2 separate regions of the Homo sapiens genome follow, and region 1 is linked to region 2. Evidence: chromatin loops called from intact Hi-C (ENCODE). Cell type or tissue: ascending aorta. All regions are shown on one strand.

Region 1 (8,000 bases), 700 kb after region 2:
GTTTCACTCGTTACCCAGGCTGGAGTGCAATGGCGTGATCTCGGCTCACCGCAACCTCCACCTCCCAGGTTCAAGAGATACTCCTGCCTCAGCCTCCCGAGTAGCTGGGATTAGAGGCATGCGCCACTGTGCCTGGCTAATTTTATATTTTTTAGTAGAAATGGGGTTTCTCCATGTTGGTCAGGCTGGTCTCGAACTCCCGACCTCAAGTGATCCACCCACCTCGGCCTCCCAAAGTGCTGGGATTACAGGCGTGAGCCACCGTGCCCAGCTTTATCCTTTAATTTTCTAATTTATTATTTCCAATGTCCCTTTTTTTCTGACTTTCTGAAAGATTTCCTCAACATTGTTTTTGAACACTTCTGTTGATTTTTTTGGTATCACATTTTTAATTCCCAAGAGGTTATAATTTTTCTCTGTTTCTTAGAAAACAAAATTCTGTTCTTGTTTTATAGTTGCAATATTTTCTCTTATTTCCCTGAAGCTATGAATGATGGGTTTTGGTTTGTTTTAATTTGTTTCCTTTCTATTCTGTTTCCTGAATTGTTTCTGTTTCTCTTGGGTTCCCTTTTATTGTTTACTTTAGTCTCTTTCTTTCAAGTTGAGGGCTTTGCTCTAAGGTCTGGTGATCCTTGATTGTTCACTCATATTTAAAACCAAGGCAATAAGAGTGTGACTGAGAGCTCTGTGTGTATGAACAGGACTTTTACAGCAACTCACTGTTTTTTTCCATAGGGAAGCCCAAATGTCAGCATCTGGTCTCTTCTCTGGAGTGGTTTGATCTCTCCACTGGAAAGAGATTCTCCTGGGGCTGGGACATGAAGGAATAAATAGCTTCTGGATTATTAAAGCAGAAGTGGCCTGGGTCTGTTTTCCAGGGCATCCCTGCGGACTCAGCGAGAAGCTAGAGAGGATTGGCTGAGAGGGCAAGGGGTCCATAGACAGCACTGCAAGAGGTTCACACAGACCAAGAGAAATAACCGAGCAGCAGAGAGTCATCAGACTCAAGCAACATGTAGACAGGGATTGGCTATCTCAGCAGAAACCTGAGTGGACACAAGACCAAACACCAGAGGATCACTCACACCCACTATTTGGTACCTTGGCATTGTATAAAGCCTCATAATCTTGGTATCACTCATGGAGAGGTACCTTGGGAAGGTCTGATTTCTTATTTGTTTGTTTTGTTGCCTAACAGTCTGCACAAGGAAAACTCTGAGAAATCAAGTTAAGCTATAGGAAATAGAAAAAATAGTTTGTGGACTGAGATTCATAACTGGTATGCACTATTTGCATATAAACAAATGCCAAGTGTATAAAATAACAATGACATTAAATAAATTCCTAGGCTCCAAATGCAGGAATTCTGAATAGGCTTCTTAGGCTCCCTGGCTGCCCTCAGCCTCTCCATTCTGGGTCTAGGTTGTATCTCTCATTGGAGGAGGCTGAAGAATGCTTCTACTTGCATCTCTGTAGTCATATATCATCTGGGAATCACCAACTCTACAATGGGAAAGCTAAATAAATGCAGCTGAAACTGTTGACATCTCTGGAGAGAATTTCAATCTTTTAGTTTAGGAATCACACATGTGATATACATAGGCATGCACACGTGAACTGGGTTCTTAACTCTAGCCATCACGGGAAAGATGGGGGAATCAAGCTCACTTTCTTCCCAATCCCTGCCCACGGGTCTCTAGGCAGGGCCCCACTGCCTCTGGAGATGCAACCACAGTCCTAAACAGGAATCCAGGGCAGGAGTCTGACAGTTCCAGAAAGGCAGGGTGAAAAAGAGAGATGAATTCAGAGCAGTGAGGCACACAGGAAGATGCTGAAAGGGACTGGACTCTCTCCTGAGCGCTGGTGAGAAGCAGCCCTCGCTCCCCTCCTCCATCTCCCTGAAAGCCCCAGCGCTGAGACAGTGTGTCACCATTATTTTCAGCAATTCTGCTAAGTTGTGTCTCAGAGAAGGGAAAGAAAAATCTCCAGAGGTTTGCATGTTTGATTCACACCTAACACAGCAGCTGTCTGCTGCCAGGAGAAACACTTCTGTGTAGATTTCCAGCAGCAGCCGGAGACAATCCTAAACCTTATTGCCAGTTTGCCTGCCGTGTTTTCTCAGGTCTTGGGGAAAAGTGTGAATGATGTAATGCCACTCCCCACTACTTGCTAGAAATGACTCAGGCACTGGCACTTTGGGGAAAAATAGAAACCTGATCCAGGGGAGGGCACATAGCAAGAGGGGGCAGCAACCTCTCCACCACAACCAGAGGCGATATGTTTCTCTCTTCATAGGTGCACACAGATTGCAGTTCAATAATACTTTATGCTTATCTCAAAGGGGCTTAAACAGTGCCTCATTAAAATCTCATGGCAGCCTCATGATGTATACTAAAGACTCTGCTCCATATTGCAATGAGAGAAACCTAGTCCTGAAAGGTTGGCTGGGGTAGCCCGCATTTAACCAGTAATAGAAAGGCCCAGAAATCCATATTTGTTTTTACTGCCTCTATCTCTCCTCTTTTTCCTCATTCTTTTTGACCAGATTACCCCTTTTAAAGGACTGATTTATTACTACACCACTAAGTATATGCATGCAACCTGATTAATAAAAGCCAAGAAAAAAATCATATTCACAATACAAATGTCTTAGGGGATGATCTTTTTATCAAGCAGTAATTTTTTCACTTTATAAGATGATTCACCTGGGAATCCATTAATGGTGAACTTCCTTGGTATATTTAAATATTGATTTATAGATTGCTGCTTGCCAAGAAAAGTAAGGAAGTGGGGGCAATAAAACTTTAAGCTAAAGTGCCTGATTGTCAATGAGAGCTGAAGAGCAGGTGGAGATTAACAATGGTTTTTGAAATGATGATGTAATCCAATCAGTATAGAATCAATTCACAAACATTCAGCTCACATATGTGTTTGTGTAAAGTGAGCCTTACCTGTAGCAGTGTAAACCCGTAGGTGTAGAACCTCAGAGGACCTTTATGGAAGCTATGAGGGATAAAGGTCAGCGGGGTGGAGGAGTCTGCCTTGACACGGGAGGAACCAAGTGGCCTCACAGAGCTCATCTACCTGGGAGGTTGGGACGGCTGCAGTGGTCAGGGTATCAGGAGGGGTCTGTAGGTGGTGGGCAGGGTCAGGGGCTGTAGAGACCGTGGTCATAAATTCAGATGGAGTGTCCCCTCTCCCCACATGTCATGGCTGGGATTTTGGAGCAGGGATCACTTCTGTGCTGATAACTTTTTGCCTTTCCCCTTAGGAGGCAGTGTGTGCTCCCCAGAGCATTACAAACCTGAGTTCAAATTTGGGCTCCACCCCTTCTTACACCGGAGAACCTGGACAAGATTCCTAACCTCTCTAAGCCTTTAGATTATGCATTTGAAAATGGGGAGAGTAATTAACTACCTTGCAAGGGCTAGCCTCAGAAATGAAGGCTTATTTCTGTGGTAGATTTGCATATAAACAGGCACTCAAAATTAGTAGCTACTATTTTTTATTGGAAGAGAGGCTGAAATGCTATCAGGAGGGGAGAGAAAAGGCTGCACCAGCCAAACTGGGTCGTGTGTGTTTGATGGGATTTCAACAGCGTGGATGAATTGTAAGTCCCCCTCCCCACCAAGCCCTCCCCCTCCGCTGTGCTCAGGTCTGTATGCTCAGCAGCACTGGGAATGGTGCCAGAGGCTGCGCGTTTGCCCAGTACAGCTTGGAGTTTTGCATCAGAAGCAGCGGGGTGCCAATTAGGCACACTCTGGAGGTGGTGATGCAATGCAAAGAAATGGGGTGGTGGAGAATCCGCTGTGGGGTCCGCGGTGGCTGCCGCATCCGGTTTAGGGGCGGCAGAGCCAGCGGGGTGTCTGGGGAGTTCCAGCGTTGGTTGTGGAGTAGGATGTGGTGTCTAGCTTTCAGCAGTAGCACCTGTTTGGTCCTCATCAAAGTGGTTTAGAGGAGGGACTTTTGGCTGCGGAGCCTCCCTTTGTTCTTGTCTGTATTCTGAGACATCCTGATAATTCTGTGGGTTACCCCAAACTCTTAACAAAGTTTTTTCTCTTTAAGTCAGAGAGAGTCCATTTCTGCCCTTATGAACAGAAACTCCAACCCAAACCATCTTACTGAAAGTAGTTCTTCCTTTTACTCAATTCCTTTATGGGATGAATCTCCACTGACAATTATTTTACCAATTTGAAACTTGTTCATGATCTTTCTTCGCTTCCAGAATGCAAGCTACTTGAGGGACCTCGTCTGCTGTCGTCACCATGCCTTTCCCTGCCAGGCTCCTAGGAGCTGCTTGGCGGCGGGTAGTGGTTAAGCCCACAGAGGCTGGGGCCAGACTGCCTGGCTTTGAATGGTGGCTCTACAATTGTGAGATTAACAGCCCCTACTTAAGGTTGTGGGAATTAAACCAGTTAATACACGTAAAGAGCGCCAGGCACGTACTGTTTATGAATGGATGCACTTAGCAGAAATTCAGTTGAGAATAACGGTTGTTTTTCAGGATTTTAAGATCTTTGTCCCATCACCTCCACCCCCACACTCTGGGAGCGATCCTTTCCCAAGGGTCAGGCTGAAAGTTTGCCAGATTGGAATTTCGGGTCTGCTGGGTCACAGAGCCAAGGGCCCAGTCTTCAAGGTGATCTCCACTTCGGAGCACTTTATGCCGCCCACGTTTTGTTCTATAACAATCCCAAACTGGCCCTCCGAGCCTGGGAAGTCGAGTTTCTCCGAAACCACTGAGTCCTGGAGAGCCCCGCGGCCTCCCGCCCTTTCTCCGCAGCCTGAGAGGGCCAGTGGGGCCGCCGCTGCTTCCTGGAAGAGCTTCGCCTTCCGGAGCCGCAGGCCGCGGAGCTCACAAGAGCTTCGGAGCAGGGCATCTCGCGCGGACAGGGCTGGCGATGGGCAGCCGACCAAAACGCCGCGTTCCTGGTGACTGCTTTTCCCTGGCAGGCACGCGTTCGCTGCTCCGCGGCCGCGGCTCTTCCGGGGCCGAGGGCTGCGGCGCGTGAGCCGACGTCTGTGTCCTGCGCAAGCTGCTGATGGTGCCACAGAGCCCGGGGCGGCGAGCCGCGGATATTTGCTGCTCTATTTTAAGATTCTCTGTCCTGTCTGTTTCCGAGCAGTTGTCACTTGGTCAGAGGAAAGGGAAAGCGGGGGTGGAGACAGTGAGGCCCGAGCCTCGGGCGCTTATTACTTCCAGCTGGGTGGAAATTCCCATCCCTCGGAGAAGACAAGCGTGGCCCCTCTCCTCCCGCTCCTCCCACTCCTCCGCCCCCTCCCCCAAAACTGAGTGAGTCAATTCGTCGCTGGTCAGGGCAAGTCTCGCTCATTTTAATAACAAAAATAAGGATAATGCCGCACTATTTGCACAGCATCTCAGACTTTTCAGAGCACTTAAGCACTTTTCAAACACTTTCCTTTTATTTTATTTTATTTTTTTTTTGGAGACGGAGCCTCCGCTCTGTCGCCCAGGCTGGAGTGCGGTGGCGCGATCTCGGCTCACTGCAATCTCCGCCTCCCGGGTTCAAGCGATTCTCCTGCCTCAGCCTCCCGAGTAGCTGGGATTACAGGCGCACGACACCACGCCCGGCCATTTTTTTTTTTTTTGTATTTTAGTAGAGAGCGGGTTTCACCGTGTTGCCCAGGCTGGTGTTGAACTCTGGAGCTCAGGCGGTCCGCTCGCCTCGGCCTCCCAAAGTGCTAAGGTTACAGGCTTGAGCCACCGCGCCCGGCCTCAAAACACTTTTCTCCACTTATTGGCCAAGACACATTATTACTCCCTGTTTGCAAGTGAGAAAACAGAGGCACAGAGAGGTTAGTGTTTGGACATGGTCACACAGCCAGTTAATCATATGACCACAGAGGCTGGATCTCCTGAGTTTTAAACTGAGCTGTCATTCAGTCCATAGCCATTTATTGTCTTTCCTCCCAGGCACGGCGCCTTTCCTGTGCTCGCTCATGAGCTTCTGTGTTATGAAGAATGAAGCATCAAAGGGTAGTGTATGGTTAACTCTGGCGTCTTCCCACTCCGGTGGCTTATTAATTCTCAAGGACAGCCTCATAGGAGAGGATATTCAGGCATGCAAGCAGTTATTGAGTGCCTACTGTGTGCAGCTACTGTACTTTTACACAGCCTATGGGAGAAAGTTTCTTAGCACATAATTACAATGAAATGTGATTAAGTTGTTGATAATGCACAATATTAGGGAAATAGAGAAAGAGGTAATCCATGTTGTCACGGGGCAGCCTTTAAAGCGTTTCCCCCAACTTTTTATTATACAGATTTTCAGGCATGCAGAATAGTTGAAAGATTGTTATAATGACTACCACTTCAATTCAACCAGTATAGATATGTAGATGGATAGAGAGATAGATATAGATACTGCCCCAGAAGCAAAAGTTTTTCTCTGATCTTCTCTTGCCCTCCTGTCTCAGTCTCATTGTCCCACAAGGCAAGCCATAGGAACTAGGAACTAGAATTCCCCTTCTCCAAGGCAGCCGTATAAACCAGAACCCCCTTTTCCCAAAGTCAGCCATGAAACCTAAAATCATTACTCTAATTTTCTCTTCATCTTTCTGTGTAAAAACTGACCATAAAGAAATGATCTGTTCTACGTTGTTCCAGAGAGGGTCCTGCCCCACATCCAGAAGGAAGGTGTGAAAAGAAAATATCTTGGGCCCCTTCAAGCTGGGAACCGCTCAGGGCCTCCCATTCTATTCAGAGTCATCCCTCTGCTCACAGAGATAACAAAGATAGATGCATATTCTGATTGTCTCCTTTGGAAAGACTTATCAGAAACTCAAAAGAATGCAGCCATCTGTCTGTCAGCTACCTGTGACCTGGAAGGTAGGGGGCTTGGTTTGAGTTGTCTCCATCTTTCTGGATAGAGCTAATGTACTTCTTACATATATTGATTGGTGTCTCATGTCTCCCTAAAATGTATAAAACCAAGCTGTGCCCCGGCCACCTTGGGCACATGTCATCAGGACTTCCTGAGGTTGTGTCACAGGCTGGCCCTCAAACTTGGCAAAATAAACTTTCTGGACTGAGAGCTGTCTCAGATTTTCTGGGTTCACAGAGGAATGCATGCTCAGAGAGGCCAAGAAGAATCCAGACAGGCAGGCCTTGCTTGGTTTCCCCACTCAGTCTATTAGCATTAGATCATACCCTTTTTGTTCAATCATATTTCTACATGGCTGTCCATACTTTGTTGTACCCAACCATAAAAATGGACAATTTCCCCTGTGTCTTTGGGTCTTCATTTTGAAGGTTCATGTGTACTCACATTAAATAAATTTGTGTGACTTTTATCCTATTAATCAATCTGCCTCATGTCAGTGATTTTCAGTGAACCTCCAGGGAACCAAAGGCCTTGTCCTCCATAAGATGAAGAGAGTGGCCCCAGGGTCAAAGGCTGCTGAGAGCCACAGTACCTAGACCCTCTTTAAACTGCACCTAGGCAGCTAAAGTTCCTTTCCTCTGCCCCCTCTAACCCCTCCCAAGATGTGAAGGCTAGACTGAACTGTAAGAGAAGGTAAACATTCATTTTGGGAATCCTCTTGGAGCTGGGAATGTGAGCATTTCAGAACTCAGAGCAGGAAAGAACTTTTTGTAACTGTGGGAGCTGGGGATGGAGGAAGTCTGCAGAATGCGTAGCTAACTGCATGGACAGTCAGATGACCCAGTACCAAATCATGGCACGAGCCTTCCATCTCTTCCTCCATTAAGCTCTCTATGCTTCAGTTTCCCCGTCTGTAAAACAATGGTCAGAGGACCTTCTTCAGAGGTTAGTGTGAGGATTAAATGAGACGAGGACTGTAAGAGCCATAAATGTAGAGCACAGTGGAAGTGTGCACACCAGTTGTTAGTGACTATCATTGTGTTTACTGCAGCCAGGGTGTTTGGGACGCCTGGGGACTTGGATCCAGAAAGTTCCCCTGTGGTCACATTTGGAGCAGCACTACAGCTAGATGGCTGGCGGAGGAGGTGTGGCTCA
Region 2 (8,000 bases):
CCCCCATACCCAGGTCTGACAGCCTGGGACCATACACACCTGAACGTATTCTCCCTTAAAGGAAATCACAGTCAAATGACATGATCTCTCACATTTGCAACCCTTGTGAATCCAGAAACCCATGTAATTCAGACTCAGAGGGGTGTCACGTTCAGGAAAGTCTGTTCAGTCTTTACTTATAATTTAAAAGGAATTCGGTGTTTAATGTGAGGGTTATTAAAGGCATCCAAATATCTAGCCCAGGCTGGGTGCGGTGGCTCATGTCTATAATCCTAGCATTTTGGGAAGCCAAGGCTGGAGGATCACTTGAGCCCAGGTGTTCCAAACCAGCCTGAGTAGCAAAGTGAGACCCTGTCTCTACAAAAAAAAAAAAATTTTAAATTAGCCAAATGTGGTGGAACATGCCTGTGGCTCCAGTTATTCAGGAAGCTGAGGTGGGAGGTTCGCTTGAGCCCAGGAGGTCGAGGCTGCAGTGAGCTGTGATCGCACCACTGCACTCCAGCCTGGGTGACAAATCGAGACCCTGTCTCAAAACAAAAACAAAACAAAACAAAACAAAAACCAAAAATCTAGTCCAAGTAACATTAAGTAACATATTTGTTTCTTTTTCTTCCTTTTTTTTTTCTTTTTTTTGAGATGGAGTCTCACTCTGTTGCCCAGGCTGAAGTGCAGTGGCACAATCTTGCAATCTCTACCTCCCAGGTTCAAGCTATTCTCCTACCTCAACCTCTGGAGCAGCTGGGATTACAGGTACATGCCACCATACCCAGCTAATTTTTGTATTTTTAGTAGAGATGGGGTTTCACTATGTTGGCCAGGCTGGTCTTGAACTCCTGACCTCAAGTAGATCCACCTGCCTCGGCCTCCCAAAGTGCTGGGATTACAGGTGTGAGCCACCGCGCCTGGCCAAATATTTCTGTTTCCATTCAAATACCTTACAGACTAAAGCTGCTCTGGCACTACCATTCTCAAACCTCTTTCTCTTTCATCTAAATAAACTCCTTTCCTACCCTAGCCTCTGAGGCTTCCTCTGGTCCTGCTTTTCTTTCTCTCTTAGCCCTTTATTATGTATATGGTTTGGGCTTCATGAACATAATAAAGGAAAGAGTAAAGGAAAATAGAAGGGAGGAATTTATCCTTTTTGTATGTGGGGAAAGACGTTTATGAAATTGAGTTGAAATTAAAGGATTCCGTCTGGTGGGACGAAGGAATGGGCTTTTTCACTTCAGCACACACATGTAGGTGGAATTACACTTCTGTAATCGAATTGCAACTGCCCCTAAATCTTGCAGTATTGTTCTTATTAAACCAATTTTATAGAGGAGAAACCTAAGGTTCAGATATGAGGCCATCTACCCCAAGCCACATAACTTTAAAAAGACACAGAAAGGACTAGAATTGCTTGCCAAAGTGGCTGAGAAATCAAATTTGCCAGTGAAAGAAATAAAAAGGGATGACTTCTCTCTCTTTCTTCTCTTCTGTTCACCAATCTCCCCTACTTCCCTTTTGGCAACAGCAGGACAGAGGCAGTTCCACTGTTTGGTAAGGAAAGAAACAAAGAACTGTGACCTGCTTGGCTCCTAGTTTCTTTATCTGTAAAATGAAGAGGTTAGGACAGATGACTTTAGATCAACTTCTGTGAATGTTGGTGTAACCCAGGTAAAACATAGCTGTCTCGTGACCCAGTCCTAACATCATGATGTACTCAGAGAAACAACTGTCAGGTATCCAAAAAGTAATTCACAAAGAAATTTTATTTATTCTTGAGATGGAGTCTCGCTCTGTCGCCCAGGCTGGAGTGCAGTTGATCTTGGCTCACTACAACCTCTGCCTCCTGGGTTTAAGCGATTCTCCTGCCTCAGCCTCCCGAGTAGCTGGCATTACAGGCACCCGCCACCACACCTGGCTCATTTTTTGTATTTTTAGTAGAGACAGGGGTTTCACCACGTTGGCCAGGCTGGTCTTGAACTCCTGACCTCAGGGCGATCTGCCCACCTTGGCCTCCCAAAGTGCTGGGATTACAGGCGTGAGCCACCGTGCCTGGCCAGAAATTTTAATCTCTGCCAAAATCTCTCAAAGAATACCAAAAGGATGTTCAACTCAAACTAGAGCAGCACTTCAAAAACTTTATCTTTCTCTGTATATTTCACATATACTACCTCTGAAATACTATCACCTCTCTCCTCATTCCTAACAATTCTCTCTAAGCCCAGAAGATTCTCATCTTGTTTCTCCTCTCATCTCATCCTCAGGATCTATTTATTTCTCCTTCATCAGGAACTCAGAGTTAATTTTTAGAGGAAATCAATTCACCTTGTCTGGTTTCACTCAGTTCGCTCCTTTCCCTTTACCCTAGTTCAGCCAGAGAGACAGCAGCTATCCCAGAATTCCCCGCCATGGGCAGAGAAGGGGAGAGGCTGTTAATAGTGGTGAATAAATGACTTTCCTACCATAATGAGATAAGTCCAGAAAAACGGGAATGAGAGGATGGGAACTGCAGATGCTCAAAGACACGGCAGATCATGGAAAACTCCCTCCCAGGGTCATCTTAAGTTGCATCCCACTCTCAACCCCACAGCTATGGAAGTTCCCCAATTTCTGACTCTTGTCAGATGGAGGAGGAATATCCTGCCGGTTTCCCTGCTGAGGACACATAGAATAGTGGAAACCAAAAAATAAAGGAAGAGAGAAAGAGAGAGGGGAAGAGAGAGAGAGAGGCAGAGGAGAAGAAGGAAAGAAGGAAGAAAGGAAGGAGGGAAGAAACCAAGGATGGCACTGTCACCATGGCAAGTGGAAGCTGAAGGCAGGCCTGGCCTTGGCCAGAGGCGCTGCTGAGAAGGGAAGGATGACCAAGAGTGTCCCAGCCTGCTTGTGACTCTCCTGCTGCCTCTGAGAGAGCTGGCTCAACCTCGAGAACATTGGGGCAGTTCTTGGGTTTTCTAAACAGTGGCATATATCATCTCACTTAAACTTTACAACTGCTTGGAAATGTAGGCACTGTGCTGAAGTGATCTTTTTATAAGTCATTCTCTGGTGTTTATAAGTCTGACTGGTGTGTAAATGCCTCCAGGGCAGGACTTTCATTTTCTAAATTCTTGTATTCCTGGCACTCAGCACGGGTACACAGTAGGTGCTCGATGTTGGCAGAATGGAAGTAACCGGAGCAGATTTTTTGGGGTGAGTCAACTGAGCCCCCAGCCAGTTTCCAGTGGAGTCAGGACTGGGCTCAGCAATCTTGACTTCTACTTCAGCATAGCTTCTGCTGCAGCACAGTGGTAGGTAGTGTGTATGTGGGGGTATGGGGCATGCACACGCCTGTGTCCCCACAAGACAGTAGCATTGCAATGAGGAGAATGCAGGGGCTCTGAGTCCCTATATGATTCCCATTTCTGCCCTTATAAGCAAGTCCTTAACTTCTCATCTATAAATTGTGCTTAATGATACCACCTCCAATAGAGCTGATGTGATGATTCAATAAATAATAACAACAAAATAATGATGTTAAAAATCCATAGCTGGCTTGTACTTCTTTGCCCTTGGCTCTTTCCTGCCCCAGGCTCCCAGGCCCCAAACCTCTGCTCCTGTATCGGATTTTAGGGAGTTCAGCAAAGGTAGAAGTAGAGGTCAGCAGTTTGGGACTTGTTTGATGTGTGTCTCTACAAGCTCTCAGCAGATGGAGCCCGTGGCCTCTGGCTCAAGGCAGGAAGGACTGAGGGTTTTTCCCAGGGAGAGCAGGGTTGTGCAATGATTCTGTCCTGGCCTCCCTAAACCCTCCCTTCTCAGTTCTAGAAACTCTCTGCCCTCAGAAATTCCTCCCCCATCGTCCTGTTTGGGGGATTTCCTTTCTCAAGGCAAACACAATGAATCTCTCTCTGGTTTTGGAAATCCAAAACTGGCCAGGAAAAAATCTTGCAGAGCTGCCCTGACTTCCGAGCACAGAACTCAAGTCATTCCTCCCCACCTGTGGGCCATCACCTCCGCAGTCCCTCTCCTCCCATCCCAAAGACAGAGCCCCATTTCCTCATCTGGCCTGGACTTTTTCTCTAACAGACTGTAGCCTGCAGACAGGCAAGAGGACTTCAGGCTGGGGCACAGAAGTCCCAGTGACACAAAAGTGAGAGGAGGTCTTAGGATCCAGGGCTCAGGCCATGTCACTGGGGTCCCAGGGCCTGCTGGGGAGGTGAGGCAGAGACTTCGCTAGCCTAGGCCGGATGTCTGGGAGTCGAAGCCCAATTTCCCACTGTGTCAGTGGAACTCAGAGCTTCCATAGGGCCATGAGCTTACCTCTGCCCTTAGAATAACTGTTTGTGAAGGCTATAGAACAGTGCCCAGAACATAATAGACACTCAGACGTTTTGGCTATTACAGCTCCTTTAACACTGTATTGTGTTTGTCTGTTTGTGTATTTGTGTCTCACAGTGGGTGCACCACCTGTGACTCTAGTGCTCAGCATAGAATCCAGCCCATAGTGGATGCTAATTTAAATATTTTTTTCTTTTGGACACTGGTCAAGAATCTTTGAATAGCCCCTGTCATTAATCTGGGTAGAAGCCTTTCCCTCTGCTAGTGTCAAAAGCCCTGGGGTTAATAGACTTGGGTGGGGGTTCATGAATCCACTTCCAGCCCTTGGGGTTATCTTAGGCAGTCTCTGGGCCTTCACTTCTTGGCCAGTAAAATGAGAGGAAAACAGAGTCAACTCTAAAAGTCTTCTCGGCTTCCAAAGACTGGCAAGAGGTGACTTGATTGTAGGTGATGAGGGAGTGGGTAAGAGAGTACATAGAAATCCATGGGTCAAGGCCAGGCATGGTGGCTCATGCCTATAATCCCAGCACTTTGGGAGGTTCAGGCAGGAGGATAGCTGGAGCCCAGCAGTTCCAGACCAGCCTGGGCAACATGGTGGTGAGACCTCATCTCCACACACACAAAAAATATTTTAAATTAGCTGAACATGGTGGCTGAATGCCAGCTACTTGAGAGGCTGAGGCAAGAGGATCGCTTGAGCCCAGCAGGATCACTTGAGCCAGGAGGTAGCCACTGTACTTCAGCCTGGGTGACAGACCCTGTCTCAAAAAAGGAAAAAGAAAAAATCCATCAGTCAGGCTCAGGGTATGCTGGAGGATGTGGGCTGAAATACGGGGGGATGAAACTGAGCCTACTTTCTGGGATAAAACGGCTGACCAGCCAGGCCCACCCCACTCTGAGGCTGCCACTTTTGAGGTATGACCCGACGGTTCCCATTTAGAAGAGTCTACTCCACTTTGACACAGGTTACTGGAATTCCCATTTTAGAGACATTCTTCTGGGGAGAGACATTGGGGGCTCTTATTAAAATGTATGTGGATCAGGTAACATTTATCAAATGTGCACAGGTCTAGTGATTAGTAGTGTCTGACTACTAGGTAACAACTAGCTGAGGGCATGGGGGATGGAGATCTGGAACACAGGCATGCCAAGGATGCTGACTTAGAGTCCCAAAATGCAGGACCGGAGGAAAACACCTCAATTTCTATAAGTGGAAAGAAGGGGAATCAGATAAAGGGTTATTTCCAACACATTTTACCTAGTGAATAATATTCCCTATGGCAAGCTCTGCTTACGTTCACTTACCCAATGAATCAATGTTTGCTGAGTATCAACAATATAGAAGGAGCCCTGGTAAGGGCTGTGGGGGAGGAGCTGAGGAAGGCAGCAAGCTGGATGAGACACAGTGCCTGCCCTCCAGAGGGAAGTAAAGTGCCCAGTCCCTCAGGCCCCCGTGCCTGGACAGCTCAGGGGACCGAGGTGCCTGGTGGGGGGCTGGCGAGCCCTGGCTCTGCAGCTGGTACTGCAGCAGCCCAGGAAGAAATCCAGGGCTGCCGTTTGACTCAGCATCTGATCTCCACAGACATGAAAGAAAATGGGTCAGAAAGAATGTGTATGGGGAGGTGAGGGGGCATGGATTTTGCTCTCTTTTCAAGCTGGAGGGCCTGCAGGAGACAGAGGGGCCAGCCCTCTCCTCTTAGCTCCCCACCCCACAGAGCAGCCATTTATGTCAGGGAGGAGTTGGGGGCAACAGACCCTGGGTGACACAGACACTGAGCCCTGCCACCCTTTCCCTCTTCATTGTTCGCATGGCTCTCCATGACCTGTGCCAAAATGAATTCCAGATTCCAGGGAGGAAGTCCCTGGGAACTGGAGCACTCAGGGTCAGTGGGGACTCTGGGCCTGTGATGTCACCTCCATTCCCAAGGAGAGCATGCCTCGCTGCCTCAAACATCCTGATGTGCAGAGGATGTCAGGGATGGACAGAAACAGCCCAAGAACAGAGGTCCTGGCTGACTCCTCTCCCAAGGTGGGTGTTTGATTTTTAGTAATTAAGGAGAAAAAGCTCTAAGAATCAAAAATTAAAGACTTTTGTTATTCTAAATTTGTTGGTTTTTTAGTTCATGGGCTACTCATTTTATTTTTTTATTTTTTTACTTTAAGTTCTGTGGTACATGTGCAGAAAGTGCAGGTTTATTACATAGATATACACGTGCCATGGTGGTTTGCTGCACCCATCAACCTGTCATCTACATTAGGCATTCTTTGCTTTTTTTTTTTTTTTTTACACGGAGTCTGCTTTGTTGCCCAGGCTGGAGTGCAGTGGCATGACCTCGGCTCACTGCAACCTCGGCCTCCCAGGTTCGAGCAATTCTCTGCCTCAGCCTCCTGTGTAGCTGGGATTATAGGTGCCCACGACCATGCCCGGCTAATTTTTGTATTTTTAGTAGAGACGGGGTTTTACCATCTTGGCCAGGCTGGTCTTGAACCCCTGACTTCCTGATCCACCCGCCTCGGCCTCCCAAAGCTACTCATATTTTAAAAGTAGTTTGGATATGATGTCTTTAATTTGGATTGAATTACACACACACACACACACAAGCGCACACACACAACTTGACCTCTGTGTATTGTACCTTGTGAAGGAATTCAAGACTTGTTATTGCACATGTTACCGACATGCGTGATACATTTTTGAGTGTTCACCAATGTGGAAATACTTTGTCAGTGGTGAACTTAGTGCTATTCTTTATTTTGTTAAAACAACTGAGATATCAATTGACCCTTTAAAAATATGTGTGAAAGTATTTTATTCCTATCTGTGTGTCTGCCCCGAGTGATTTCAGAATCAGCTATCGACAGCCATCACAGCATGACGGATGGCCAAGTGAATATTTGCCTCTATTTTTTCCCCATATTTTTGTTGAGATAGACCAATGATCAGAATGACAAGAGAAAAAATCTGATTGGTTTAATATTAAGATGGGGTGTTAAACTTTTGATTTTTGAAATCTGCATGAGCTGATGTTAGAAACGTACTTTCGCAAAACTAGCATATACAAAGTGTACGACTTTTTCCCCCATAAGTTACTACACTTGTATGAGAGCAATTTACCTTTAGGCTGGGAATTCTTAGGTTTGTTTGCTTGTTTGCTTGTTGTTTGTTTGTTGGTTGGTTTGTCTTTAAAGATGGAGTCTCACTTTGTTGCCCAGGCCTGAGTGCAGTGGTGCCATCATAGCTTACTGTAATTTCAAACTCCTGGGCTCAAGGAAGGCTCCTGCCTCAGCTTCTTGAGTAGCTGAGATTATACGTATGAGCCACCATGTCCAGTGAATTATTATCTTTAAGGTGTCTGCACTTTTACATATGCATACACTGTAGTTCAGCAAAAGGCTGTGCACACCATGAGTGCTTGTTGAGTATTGTCAAATGTCTAGTTGATAAGGAGGAGCTAGAAACAGAGAAATGCCATAGCCAAGGCTGCTCTGCCCCTGACCTGGTTATGCCTTCCAGTTTAACCCAACAAACAGTAACTGAGCATCAGTTGGGTGCCAGACACTGGACAAGATGCTGGGGATGCAAAGAAGAATAAAGCACAGGACTGACCTGGAGCTGCTCCCAAGAAAATGGGATCAAACTTATTACAGTGGCATGTATGGACTTGTGGAAGGACAGATCATTCCAGCTCTGAAAGTCA

Evidence for each region. Peaks named below come from ENCODE experiments on the same cell type or tissue, not always from the same donor. Only the 100,000 strongest peaks of a DNase experiment are listed, where the experiment ranks them.
Region 1: it touches region 2 in a loop (2.6-fold over the local background); 2 of 110 quality-filtered maps call a loop at or near these places.

The regions. Positions count from the first base shown.
Region 1 is chr1:182,612,118-182,620,117 of GRCh38, reverse strand. It overlaps LINC01686 (long intergenic non-protein coding RNA 1686), which reads right to left and starts at 4,978. Exons shown (of 1, transcript NR_036490.1): 1 at 3,489-4,978. RefSeq lists enhancers at 3,231-3,778, 3,776-3,885, 3,779-4,327, 4,356-5,253. In ascending aorta, no CTCF peak of the experiment used is centred here; DNase peaks (open chromatin) are centred at 2,037, 3,697, 4,297, 4,937 and 2 weaker places; H3K4me3 peaks cover 2,639 bases; H3K27ac peaks cover 5,325 bases.
Region 2 is chr1:183,314,367-183,322,366 of GRCh38, reverse strand. The region is part of intron 1 of NMNAT2 (nicotinamide nucleotide adenylyltransferase 2); the gene reads left to right. Among named protein-coding and RNA genes, the nearest start is that of NMNAT2, 100 kb to the left of the region's middle. In ascending aorta, a CTCF peak has its summit at 3,653 (motif pointing right); a DNase peak (open chromatin) is centred at 3,716; H3K27ac peaks cover 3,350 bases.